Regions from separate parts of the Homo sapiens genome. Here all the other regions are linked to region 2. Evidence: chromatin contacts called from ENCODE Hi-C or POLR2A ChIA-PET data. All regions are on one chromosome and are shown on one strand. Each heading gives the region's core, a stretch centred on a gene start or an enhancer-like site at or near the end of the contact. The rest is flanking DNA. Distances are from core to core; before and after follow the strand shown.

Region 1 (4,078 bases), core at 1,224-3,723, 42 kb before region 2:
TTCTTTACAATAAGCCTTCCTGCCATGGACAGGCCCAGCAGGAGAGCCAGGCTGAAGGCACAGAAAGGCTGGCTGCCAGAAGCCCTGGCAGGTTTCGTGGGTAGCTCCCGAAGGGGCAGCAGTGGCAAAGAAGAGCTGAGGTCGAGCCCTTCCAAGTGGAGGGCAGCATGTGGATGGTTGTGTGGAGGAAAGCAAAAAGCAACACGCCAACTTCACTAAACCAAAGAGGGGCTATAAATCTGGGCAGGAACGTGACTGGAGCTGGGAATTCAGGATGAAATGGAAAGGCCCAAAAACTGGGAGGAACGCCTGACTAACTTGTGAGGTTCCTTCTCAGAGGGGGTGGGGAAGGGGAGCATTGATCAGCAAATTTGCAGTTAAGTGGTCACTGGGTGCCCCTTGGTGCACATCCAAAGGCCTGCCTGTAAGATCCTGCAAGACAAGGCCATCCACAGCCAGAAGCCACAATGGAGGTAAAAGGGCTGACCATGGGTGGCCAAAGGCCACAACTCCAAGCACAGTGGGTTCTACACCACAGGGAAGACAACAGGGTTCTGGGGGAGGGGCTGTGGGCCACTTGACCCTACGTGTGTGGAGCGGCAGCAGTGTCCCCAAACACAAGGAAGCTGACAAAGCCCACATTGCGTGCCACCACTGGGGGTGGCTCCAGTTCAGTCCATATTTTTAAATCGCCCTGAGATCCATTGTTATAAAATAGACCATAACTCTGTGAAATGCTGTAACGATAACTTTGTTTAAGCATTAGTTTCAAGCCCTCTTAGAATACATGGGGCCAGTACTGATGCCGAAAGGCTCATTCTTTATATATTGAACCGCACAGCTGCAAGGAGTTGCACAAATGTTACCAACTCATTTGTCATGCAAACAGTGCTTCAGAAAGAAATAAAATACTATTATGTGGTATATGTGTTAGGCAATCACTATATCAAATTCATGGCATTCTGTGCAAACACATGCAGGGAAAAGGAAAACAACACTTGGTGAGAGAAATCACACCACATGGGAGCAGCTAAGTCAGGGGAGATGGGGAGGCTAACAGTGGAAGCTGACCAAGCCGAGGCTGTCATTTTCCCAGCAATTGTGGCCAGTGTTGAATACCCCTGAGGTGGAGCAAGTGGCAGGAATGCAAAACCCAGACAGAGGAGCATAGCATTGCCCAGGGTGTCAGGGAGGGGAGGGAATAAAGTGGGGAATGGGCAAGGGGGCTGTTGGGACAGATACGGGGCAGTTCCAGGGAGGAGGGGCCTGGGGGAAGGGGAGAATGGAATGGCAGGGGTAGAAATGGATGGAACCCATTGGGCCGGCAATAAATGTTTGGGAATGGGAGTTGAGGGATGTGGAAGGAAGATTATAAACTGGTTCTATTTCCAGTTGCCACATTCCCTTGCTTCCCTTAGGGGTTTCCTGCTAAGAGCCTTCATGTAACCAAATCACCTGCCCTGTGGGAGGCTCTACACAGCACTGACACTGCAAAGATGTGGGTTAAGTATAAACACGCATGAACGTGTGCCAGGCACTGTCCCAAGCACCTTAGCCAAACTACCTCTTCTAATCCTCACAGCAACTCTATTGAGGTTTACTGGCAAATAGGCTAACAATGTTAATTGAATATGATCACACATCTAATAGTTGTGAGTAGGGATTTGAAATCGAACTGTCTGGCTCCAAAGCCCACAACCTAAACCACCAGTGAGGCTGCAAGACCGTGTATCTCTGGAGTCTTCTCTCTCCCATGTCTCCTTGTAAAAATCCCATTACGCAGACACAGGCCCTCCGCAGAGAAGCCTCAACTGCCCATTCGAACCCAAGGGCATTTTGCTCCTCTGCCTCCACCATGGATGCTGCGTCTCCTCCAGGCTGGCGCTCCTTGGGGGCCAGTGTCTGTCCTAAGGCAGGGATCGCACCTACTTGGTGCTCAGTGTCGCCCAGTTAACAAGCCCGAAGTCGGGACAGGGTCTTGGAGCATGCCTGGAGTGTACTCTAAGACCCAAATAAAACCGGATCACACATCAGTCCCCAAGCCCAGAGAGGCAAATCATCCTGTCTCTCCATTCGTGGCAGTGGCTTCGTTCACCATTAAGCAATTCATCTATTAAATCAACGCTGACTTTACTGAACGCTTACCACCTGCCAGAGGCAGAGCTAGGGTTGGAGGACTCAGAGATTAATACCGCTTGATCTAACAAACAAAGGGAAGTGGGAGAGCGGAGAGAGAGAGAAAAACAAAACAAAACAAAACAAAACAAAAAATTTAATCCCCCTTGGACCTTCCCACCATGGCGGCTCTAAGAGCCACGTCAGACCGCCTCATCATGGCCGACCAAAGGCCAAGTGCAGACCTTCCCAACATGGCGACCGACCTTCCCATCATGGCGCGTGGCCCCGCCCGCTCCGCCGCGCCTGCGGGAGGGAGCAGTTCCGGGTGCGGTGCGCGCCAGGGGCGGGCGGGGGGCGGCGTCCTGGCCATGGCCGGCCTGTCGGACCTGGAACTGCGGCGGGAGCTGCAGGCCCTGGGCTTCCAGCCAGGACCCATCACCGACACCACCCGGGATGTCTACCGCAACAAGCTGCGCCGCCTGCGGGGCGAGGCCCGGCTGCGCGACGAGGAGCGGCTGCGGGAGGAGGCCCGGCCGCGGGGCGAGGAGCGGTTACGGGAAGAGGCCCGGTTACGCGAGGATGCGCCGCTGCGCGCCCGGCCCGCCGCGGCCTCTCCGCGGGCGGAGCCCTGGCTCTCCCAGCCGGCCTCGGGCTCGGCCTACGCGACCCCTGGGGCCTACGGTGATATCCGGCCCTCCGCGGCTTCCTGGGTAGGGAGCCGCGGCCTCGCCTATCCTGCCCGCCCGGCGCAACTCAGGCGCCGCGCCTCGGTCCGGGGCAGCTCCGAGGAGGACGAGGACGCCCGGACGCCCGACAGGGCCACGCAGGGCCCGGGTCTCGCGGCCCGCCGCTGGTGGGCAGCGTCTCCCGCCCCGGCGCGGCTGCCTTCCTCCCTCCTCGGTCCCGACCCGCGCCCGGGCCTGCGGGCGACTCGAGCGGGCCCTGCTGGCGCGGCGAGGGCCCGGCCTGAGGTGGGGCGCCGGCTGGAGCGCTGGCTCTCTCGGCTTCTGCTCTGGGCCAGCCTAGGGCTACTGCTCGTCTTCCTGGGCATCCTTTGGGTGAAGATGGGCAAGCCCTCAGCGCCGCAGGAGGCGGAGGACAACAGTACGTCCTGGGCCGGCGCAGGGGAGGGCCCTGGGCGCGCGTGTGTCCGCCGGAGGACCCCCCGTTCCTGTCGGCGCCAGGCCGCGCACTTCCGGCCTTGTCAGCTGCCTCTGACTGTCTTCTCATTTCCAGGCCTGCCTTCTTCCAGCTGTGGGAAGAGAGGGCCAAGGCTCCTGCATCTGCAATAATTTCTGCCTTCACTTTCTCCTGTTCTCCTTTTCTGCCCCAGCCCTCCCTTCTAACGTCTCCCTTTCAATCACAAGCTGTAGTCACTGCTCCTCCAACCTCTGGTTTTCTCCCTGGAGAGGAAGCCACACCCCCCTCTAACAGATTCACCCCATCCGTTTGGGTTCTTCCCTTTTGACCTCTGGCTTACACATTTAGTGCCTGTTTGAAGGCACTCCAGATTTCAGTGGCCCACAGATAGGATCTGGTTGGGGGTCCCACCTTTGTAGCACCAAAAAGTCCACTCTCCACTTCTTTGAATCACAGGGCCGCCGCTTTGTCAACAGGAGAATCTACCAGCCTTGCTTGCCAGACAGGTTAAACTGATCGCAACTGGAGGCCCTTATCATTGCTTGTAGCACCCTCATGGAGTGTGTTAAGAGAGAGACTACGACTCAAGGATGCTCACAGCCATCCTTCTGGCCACATTTAAGTTACATGGTTAGATATGCCAATGAGAGGTCTGCAGGATACAGTATGTATCCGGAATAGCTGAGGATTGTGTGTTTTCTGAAAGGAAACATAGAGATCATTTCATTATACATTTAGGTATAAAGGGCCACTGTAGTTCACCAACTTTTAATACTCTTTACAAAGCACGAATGTGACTAATACTGTTCCCAGCTTCCAG
Region 2 (3,957 bases), core at 1,190-3,689:
GCTGTATGTCTCAGATCACATATTAAGGGCTCGAAAATGTTGTTACATAAATAGAAGAATAAGAAGTCAATATGGAACCTTGCTCTTTACAACAGCAGCAAAACAAACGCAGAAAGCAGGTGGTGGAATGTGGACAGGCCCTCCTGGAGACCTGGGGGCCAGGGCACTCACTGGCCATCTTGCTCAAGTGGGAAGTCCTTCCCCCTCTAGAACCTGAAGGGCCTCCTGCTCATCCCTGTGGTGGTTCTGGGATTCCCAGAATAGGGATGTGAGTCCAGCCTGATAGGGAGAGGAGAGGTGGCGCAGGGCTGGGGGGAAAGGAGGTCATACCCTCTTCCAGGGCCAGGTAACCGGAGCCCAGCACACAGCTGGGCAGGGGGAGGGACAGAGCACACAAGAGGCCATGTGCCTTCCCTGGTGAAATGTGATCAGTCAGTCACCCTGCAGGGGGGAGTCAGGGGGCAGGGAGGGGAGGATCGGATCCCCACCCCACTTTAAACCAGGCTTCAGGGCACCCCAGGAATTCCTGTTATTTCTGTGGGGCTCTTCCCTCTCTGGGTGTGGGGAGGCCCACGTCCATCCACACAGTGGAGATGGGAGAGGAGCTCAGCCACCCGAAGGCAGCTGGGCAGGTAGGTAGCCCCACACAGGCTGCAGCCTCCCCATCACGGGAGGCTTTTTTTTTTTTTTTTTTTTTTTTTGGAGACAGGGTCTCTCTGTGTCGCCCAGCTGGAGCGCAGTGGCATGATCAATTATGGCTTACCACAGCCTCAGCCTTCTGAGCTCAAGCATTCCTCCTGCCTCTGCCTCTGCCTCTCAAAATGTTAGGATTACAGGTGTGAGCCACCGTGCCCAGCCACCCCTTGTTCTCTTGCCGCTAACACATCTGCTGAGCGGCTCCTGCTGTGCTGAGCGTTGAAGTGGGCGTAGAGGGCACTGAATGGACAATGGCTGGCGGGTGAGGGCCAGGAGAATGGGTTCAGTCCACCTGCCCCATCTTACCTCTGTGAAATGAGCGGTGAGGGAGAAGGGGCCGTCCTGGAACATGTTCTCCATGGACATGTGGAAATGGAGTAAGTACTACACCAACAGGTCTGGAGGGACCAGAAGATGGGTAAGGGGGTCCTGGGGGATGAGTCCGAGAGAGGCTGAACCAGACCAGTGGGCAACCTGGGCCCGAGTGGAGCAAGCAGCATCTCTGGCCAGAGAGGAGGCTGAGCCCCTCATCCACATATGGAGCAGCCCAGGAAAGGCAGGTGGGGCACCAGTGCCCAGGGGAACTTCAGCCAGATGTCCAGGGTAGCTTGATCTTCCTAATACTGGTCCAGGGTTACTTGGACCTGAAGCCTGTCCCCTGATGAACCCTGTCCTTTGCTCCCACCCCCTCTCTCCCGGTCCACCAGCCTGATTCCTGAACATCTCAGGAACTCGCCGTCTCCTTCCCCACACTGCCCCCTCTCCCAACCAGGCTAGGACTCTCCCAGAGGACAGCATCTGTCTGCCCACCTTTGAGAGTTTTAAACACAAGCCTGAGCCGACTCTTCCTGGCATAAAGCACCTCAGTTCCTCCCAGAGGCTGAGGACAGAGGCTGGTGAGGCCACCTCGTCCCTGCCCCATCTCTCCCCAGTCCCACTCCCTGCAGCTTCCACCTCCCTGACCCTGCTCCCACCTGCCTCTGGGCCTCTGGGCCTCTGGGCCTCTGCACAGCCTCTCCTGTAGCTAGAGCCCCCTTCTCACCACCCTCCCCCACTCAACCAAATGACCCTGTTTCTCCTTCAGCTCTCAGCCGGTCAGCTCCTCCAGGATGCCCTCCTCACTCTCTGCAAAGTCCTCTATTCTCTCACCAGACACTTATCCTGGAGTTGCCCTCTGACTTGCTGAGCCCCCCAGCTGTAATCCCCTGACACTGGGGGTGCTTGGTCAGCCCTAGCAGGGGGTCTCAAAAAATGCTTGTTGATGGCCTGATTGTCCTCAGTCTAACTGACTGTTGACTGATGGAACGTCTTGCCGCCTGACTTTCCTTCTCTGGCAGCCACAGTATGGGGTAAGCTGCAGTGAGGTTCTTGCAGAGAGGATGGGGCAAGAAGCCCAGCAGAAGGGAGAGCATGAACCCCCCAACCCGAGACTCACCCCTTTCCTTTTGAATTAGGAATCAAAAAATAACCAGGGCCTTGGGGTGATGGGCCCTTGGTGCCCAGGTCCTGACATCTACGTGGGCAGCTGAGCTGAACTCTCCCCTGCCTCAGACCAGTCCTCCTTTCCTCCTCCCCTCTTCTCTCTCCTCCTCTTTGTCCCCTCCCTTCCAGCCCCTCTGGCCCTGCCCCAGAGCAGCAGAACACCCAGCTGACAGCTGGACATGCCAGTCCCCACCAGCCCTTCCCCAGAGGGTCAGGTGACCCTTCCCTCCCCAGGCCACGGCAGCCCGGCCCTCCCGGGCAGACCTCCCGCACCAGGGCTCTGGTGAACAGCAAATGCTCCACGCTGGGACGGGCCATTGCCTGATGCCTGTACATGGTGGGCACTGAGAGACAAGATTCCTGGGCCCTGCCTTCCATACACTCCCCACGATCTCGGAGGAAGCTCTGGTGAGTGCTGCCTTGTAGGCAGGGATGGGCAGGGCCAGCCTCTTTGACGGGGCCTGACTGAGGGGAGAGAGGGTCTCGTGTTCACAGGGCCTGTCTGTACCCTGGGGTCTTGTCTCCATTCCAGGCTGGCCAGGAGTCTGCCCCACGGAGGTGCCAGCGTCTTCGTGGAGGTCTGTCCATCTGTGTGTGGCGGGGGTGGGGTAGGGCGTTGGGACAGTTCAGTGTATAGGAATTCTGGCATCTGTTCCTCTTTCATCCCTCTCCCTTCTCCCAGGGGAATTCCACCCCTCCCCTTCCAGGGGTGCCTGGAGCCCTCTCACTTCAGGGTGGACTGGGACTACAGAGGAAGCTGGGGGGAGGGGCAAGTACCGGGGGCTGCGTTAACCCTTAACAGAGGCCGGTGTCCAAGAAACGCGGGCAGCATCCCCTGGGCACAGGAACAGCATGTCCTAGCCCAGCAGCCCCAGCTTTCCACGGGAGGGGGCAGGAGGCCGGCACCAGGCTGGATGACATCAGCATCTACAGCAGCTGCCTGGGGCCTGGTGCAGGGTGGTGGTAGACCACGGGATGGCGGTCATGGGGGTGGGAGACATGTCTCCACCAAACGGTGGTCCCTGATGCCCTGGGCAGTGGTGGAGTCTTGGCCCCCACCCATGACTCTTCTAGGTACCCTAGTGAACCTGAGAACTGAGCTTGCCTTGGGGGCCTTAAACCCCCCATGCCAGGCCCCTTCCCCTGAAATTCTGATCCCATAGGGAGGGACTCTGCCTTCTACATTTTTAAAAAGCTACCCATTTATTTTTTAACCTTTTATTATGAAAAACTTCAAGCATACAAATAGAGGGAATGATCTCATGCACACTTGTACATCCTGCGCCTGATTTCAGCAGTGGCCCGAGTTTTGTCGTATTTGTTTCATTGAATACGCTACAGCTAGAGTGTTCTGACATCACAGCACGCCTCTCCCCTGCACAAAGTCCTCAGCAGGTCCTCACATAACCCACTGTCCACTAACAAATGAACAACTACCCATGAGCGTCTGCATCCTGTCTGCAGTCTCCTTTCCCCAGCTGGCCCTACATGTCTGTTAATGTTTTGTTAGAAAAGGATCCAGTCAAAAGGCATTGGGTCAGCAGGTCTCTTAAATCTCTTTCAATTAGAAAGAGCCTCTGCCAGCCCCCCGACCCCCCACCATGGTGATTTTTCCCCACCACTTTGCCTTGCTGAATCAAAGGGGGGGTTGTCCCATAGGAGGGTAAGAACATGGCAGGGTCAGACAGCTCTCAGTACAGATAGGGAAGCTGAGGCCCCGAGAGGCAGGCTCAGGGAGCCTGAGGCAGAACCAGGTCTCCTGTCCCCTCCTGGGCCACT
Region 3 (4,395 bases), core at 591-3,090, 35 kb after region 2:
TGATAAGCACATAAAAAGATACTCAATATCACTAATCATTAGACAAATGCAAGTCAAAGCTACATTGAGATACAGCCCTCACCCATTATGATGGTTACTATCAAAAAACCAGAAAATAACAAATGTTGGTAAGGATGTGGAGAAATTGGAACCCTTGTGCACCGGTGGTGGGAGTGCAAAATGGTGCAGCTGCTGTGGAAGACAGTATGGCAGTTCCTCAAAAAACTTAAAATAGAATTACCATATGATCCAGCAATTCCGCTTCTGGGTATATACCAAAAGAATTGAAAGCAAGGTCTTGAGATGTCTGTACATCCATGTTCATAGCAGCATTATTCACAAGAGCTAAAACATGGAGGCAACCTAAGTGTCTATCAATGGATGTGTAAACAAAATGTGGTATATACATGCAACGGAATATTACTCAGCCTTAAAAAGGAAGGAAATTCTGACATATGCTACAAAATGAATGAACCTTGAAGTGAAAATATTATGCTAAGCAAAATAAGCCAGTTGCAAAAATACTGCAGGATTCCACTTACATGAGGTACCTAGAGTAGTCAAAATCATACAGACAAAATAGAATGGTCGTTGCCAGGGGCTGGGGGGAGAGGGGGAAATGGGGATTTATTGTTTAATGAGTATGGAGTTTCAGTTTTACAAGAGTTACGGAGATGGTGCGATGGCTGCACAACATTATTCAGTGCTATTTCATACCCATGAACTGTACACTTAAAAATGGCTGGCTGGGCACCGTGGCTCACGCCTGTAATCCCAGCATTTTGGGAGGCCGAGGCAGGTGGATCGCCTGAGGTCAGGAGTTCGAGATCAGCCTGGCCAACATGGTAAAACCCTGTCCCTACTAAAAATACAAAACATAGCCAGGCATGATGGCGGGCGCCTGTAGTCCCAGCTACTTGGGAGGCTGAGGCAGGAGAATCACTTGAACCCGGGAGGCGGAGGTTGCGCCATTCACTGAACACCAGCCTGGGCGACAGAGCCACAGAGCAAGACTCCATCTCAAAATAAATAAATAAATAAATAAAAGGTTAAGGCCAGGTGTGGTGGCTCACACCTGTAATCCCAGCACTTTGGGAGGCCAAGGTGGGAGGATCACTTGAGCCCAGGAGTTTGAGACCAGCATGGGCCACATAGCAAGACCTTGTCTAAAAAAAATGGTTAAGATAGTAAATTTTGTTATGTGTATTTTACCACAATACAAAATAATAAATTGTAAAGAAAAAAAAAGTTTTTCTAGTCTGAATCAACACAGTTGGCATTGCTCATGCTAGAAAACCTGCGCCTCCCAGAGAAAAATGTCTGGCTTATGAGGGGTAGGAAGGGGGGAACAGAAGGGATACTAACAGGGACTGGGCAGAGAAGAACAAGAACTAGGAAGCACTAAAGAAGGAATTGAGGCCGAGTACCAAGGGATAGTGACAGGTACGGGGGCACCCACGAACAACGTTCAAACATATTTTCATCCAGTAACCTGTATTTACATGCAAATATATTGGTTTATGCAAAACAGCGGAGGCCTCGGGGGAGGGTTTTTTAGTCTCAAGCTTGTGCAGTCATTGAAAAAGAGACGCAAAGCTGTCTCTGGGGTACTCCACGTCCGCCTTGCCCCTGGGAGCTGGGCCGGTTCCAGGAGGACGAAGACTGAATTAGCTCGGCTTGCAGAGAAAGGCGAGCAGCGCCCCTACACGGAGAGTAGCGGTGCGCCTACAAAGTCGCGCATGCCCACTCCGGCCTCCCGCTCCACTCCTAAGGCAGGCGGCGAGGCTTAGTGCGCAAGCGCCATTCGTCGGCGCCGACTCCTCCCGCTAAGGCGGGAACACGCGGGGCCCAAGATGGCGGCCAGCCGGTACCGGCGTTTTCTTAAGCTCTGTGAGGAATGGCCAGTGGACGAGACCAAACGGGGCCGGGACTTGGGCGCTTACCTGCGACAGCGGGTAGCACAGGCCTTTCGGGAGGGAGAGAATACCCAGGTGACCGGCGGGGAGGCGGCTGGGACGAGGGGAGGAAAGGACGAGGCAGGGGCGGGGCCAACGAGCGCGCTAGCAGGGGGATCTGCGCATGCGCGCGCCCTCTTTCCAGGCAGCACGTGAGCGCGGACCCCCTTTTTCCCCCAGGGAGCTACTGATAGCGACGCCCGTTGTATTCAGCGCTCTCCCCCGGCTGCACCTTGGAATTGCCGAAGAAGCTTTTTTTAAACTCCAGATGGGCCGGGTGCGGCGGTTCACACCTATAATTCCAGCACTCTTTGAGAGGCCGAGGCGGGAGGATCGCTTGAGCCCAGGATGACCTCCTGGGCAACATAGTGGGACTCCGTCTCTACAAATCAAAAAACAAACAAAAACTTCAAATGCAGAATCTCTAGGGGTGGGGTCTTGACCTCAGAGTTTTAAAAGCTCTCCAGGTGATTCAAGGTGCAGAGAGAGTTGAGACCCACACCACCAGTGGCAGCTGGTGACAGCCTCAGCTTTTTGCTTCCTTGTCACGGTAGCATTACCTCATTATTTCGCAGTGTTGTGTATTGACTGAGCTAATCCCCAGTTAACTCTGCAGGTCCCCGCTAAGCGTTTGCGTTCTTCCTGAGCCCCTGTAAGCCTGTGCAGCAGGTTTGGGTCCTCAGCTCACGCAGCTGTGTGTGAGTAGTAGGCCTATGTTCTTGCTTTCCTCCAGGTTGGCGCTGCAGCTCTGGGATTCATTCATTCATATAGCTCGTATTTATTGAGCACCTACCATATGCCTGGAACGGTGCTAGGGAAACAGCAGTGTTAAACAGGTGAAGTCCTGCCCGCATGAAGTTTTACATTGTAGTTCAGGACACAATAAGCAGGTAAGTGTACGTAAGACAGATAAGTACTGTGATCGATAGAAAATAGGGTAGCGTGATAAAAGGGTAATGTTATTAGTGGGGCCTTTCTGAGGAGATGACACATAGGTGAGACCTAAGGCAAGAGGATGAGCCAGCCATGTACACTTGGCGGGAAGGACATTCCAGACACTGCACATGTCCAGAGGCAGGAGGCAGATTGACATGTTTGAGGACAGAAAGAAAGCCAGAATGGCTGCAGGGTAGTAAGTAAGGTGGAGTTTGCTAAGGTGAAGGTCCGGAGCCAGGCACAGTAGGATATTATCTGTTCTGATTAGCTTTAGACCTCATTATAAGGCCAGTGAGAAGTCACTGGGGATGTTTAGTGAGGGGACTGATGTGCCCTAATTTACTTTTTAAAAGACTATTCTGGTTGTATGTGGTGAGTGGGCTATAGGGGGCAATAACAAAAAAAGAGGCTGGAGAGAAGCCGATTATGGTACTATAAGCGACAGATGGTGGGGGGTTGGATGAGGACGGCAGCACAGAAGATGGAAGTGGTTGGATTCAGGTTATGCGCAGGTTGAGTCAGCAGGACTTGCTGATATATGGGATGTGGGATAAAGGAAAAGAGAGGAACCAAAGATAGCACCTAGATATTTTTTGGCCTGGGCATCTAGGTCTAAGATGGTGCCATTTACTGAGGTAGGAATAGGTGAAGTGTAGGAAGAATATCTCGAGTTCGGTGTTAAGCAGGTTAAACCTGAGATGCCAAGTACACTGATTTCCAAGTGGCAATGTCAAGTAGGCAGTGCTATATTTGAGCCTGGGGCTCGGGCAAGAGACCAGAAATGAAATGAGATAATGAGATGCATATACACACAGTCTGAAGAAATGACTTGTGAAACTTGGCCAAGACTTGTTACAGAAGGAACATGGGTTTTTTTTTTTTCAGCTTAGCCCGAAACAGAGCCAAGCCAGCCCACCTAAAGGAGCAGGAGCACGCCCAGTGGCATCATTGTGACTGTACTGCTGATTGGCTGGCAGCCTGGGGAGTGTCTGGCCCAGGTTATACGATACCCAGGGCCCTCACATTATTCATGGTGGTCTTCACTGGCCCAAAGTGTAAAGATCTTTAAGGCAAGAATCTTATCTAGTCCCAATTCTACAAACCCGTGAACTTTCTAAAGCTGTACTCCCTGCATATTTTTAGTATGAGCTTCCTGAAAATAGAGATGATGCCATTTTTATCTTTCCCTCTCTCCCCTACGAGTGTCTAGCTAGTTCTTGGCCCATAAAAAAACACTCAGTAAATGTCTGAATGGATAAGTAAATAATTGGTTGTGGCTCATGAGACAAAGATAATTTGAATATAGTTTCAGATGTAGCAGAACTAGATGAAGAGAAGTTGTGAAGAGTGAGAAAGGAATATTTGTGTGTCCTGAGTGGTGAGAATTGATTTGAGAGCTTACCATGTTTGGGAAATTGCAGGATCTATGGAGGAAGGCCATAACCTGGCCTTCACCACTGAGGAGCTTACAGTTGAGCAGTCAGCGGCTCCATCCTTGGGGAGG

Evidence for each region. A loop is a pair of places that touch in the nucleus more often than their neighbours do. ChIA-PET counts read pairs that join two places held with the same protein, here RNA polymerase II (POLR2A). Pooled maps may share reads with other maps.
Region 1: a map of sigmoid colon shows a loop between it and region 2 (11-fold over the local background). The contact joins the promoter of LEMD2 here to the promoter of IP6K3 in region 2. A Hi-C loop is called at or near these places in 7 of 168 maps with a recorded cell type or tissue (A673, IMR-90, ascending aorta and 4 more), 1 of 37 single-sample maps with no recorded cell type and 15 of 50 pooled maps. POLR2A ChIA-PET finds 5 or more read pairs at or near these places in 9 of 52 experiments (A673, AG04449, AG04450 and 6 more).
Region 3: a map of heart right ventricle shows a loop between it and region 2 (11-fold over the local background). The contact joins the promoter of UQCC2 here to the promoter of IP6K3 in region 2. A Hi-C loop is called at or near these places in 24 of 168 maps with a recorded cell type or tissue (B cell, CD4-positive, alpha-beta T cell, CD4-positive, alpha-beta memory T cell and 15 more), 7 of 37 single-sample maps with no recorded cell type and 33 of 50 pooled maps. POLR2A ChIA-PET finds 5 or more read pairs at or near these places in 21 of 52 experiments (A673, CD4-positive, alpha-beta T cell, Caco-2 and 17 more).

Annotation. Positions count from the first base shown.
Region 1 is chr6:33,787,525-33,791,602 of GRCh38, reverse strand. LEMD2 (LEM domain nuclear envelope protein 2) reads left to right here and starts at 2,473. Exons shown (of 9, transcript NM_181336.4): 1 at 2,473-3,222. The coding sequence starts at 2,487. It overlaps LOC105375024 (a long non-coding RNA gene), which reads right to left and starts at 2,225. Exons shown (of 3, transcript XR_926707.3): 1 at 1-2,225. RefSeq lists enhancers at 444-1,047, 2,258-2,347, 2,960-3,509 and silencers at 2,438-2,817, 2,858-3,307.
Region 2 is chr6:33,745,387-33,749,343 of GRCh38, reverse strand. IP6K3 (inositol hexakisphosphate kinase 3) reads left to right here and starts at 2,439. Exons shown (of 6, transcript NM_054111.5): 1 at 2,439-2,586. RefSeq lists enhancers at 2,819-3,712, 3,713-3,957.
Region 3 is chr6:33,709,145-33,713,539 of GRCh38, reverse strand. It overlaps UQCC2 (ubiquinol-cytochrome c reductase complex assembly factor 2), which reads left to right and starts at 1,840. Exons shown (of 4, transcript NM_032340.4): 1 at 1,840-1,991. The coding sequence starts at 1,854. It overlaps LOC124901304 (a long non-coding RNA gene), which reads left to right and starts at 2,091. Exons shown (of 3, transcript XR_007059548.1): 1 at 2,091-2,232; 2 at 2,689-2,845; 3 at 3,777-3,961. RefSeq lists enhancers at 2,271-2,320, 2,347-3,244.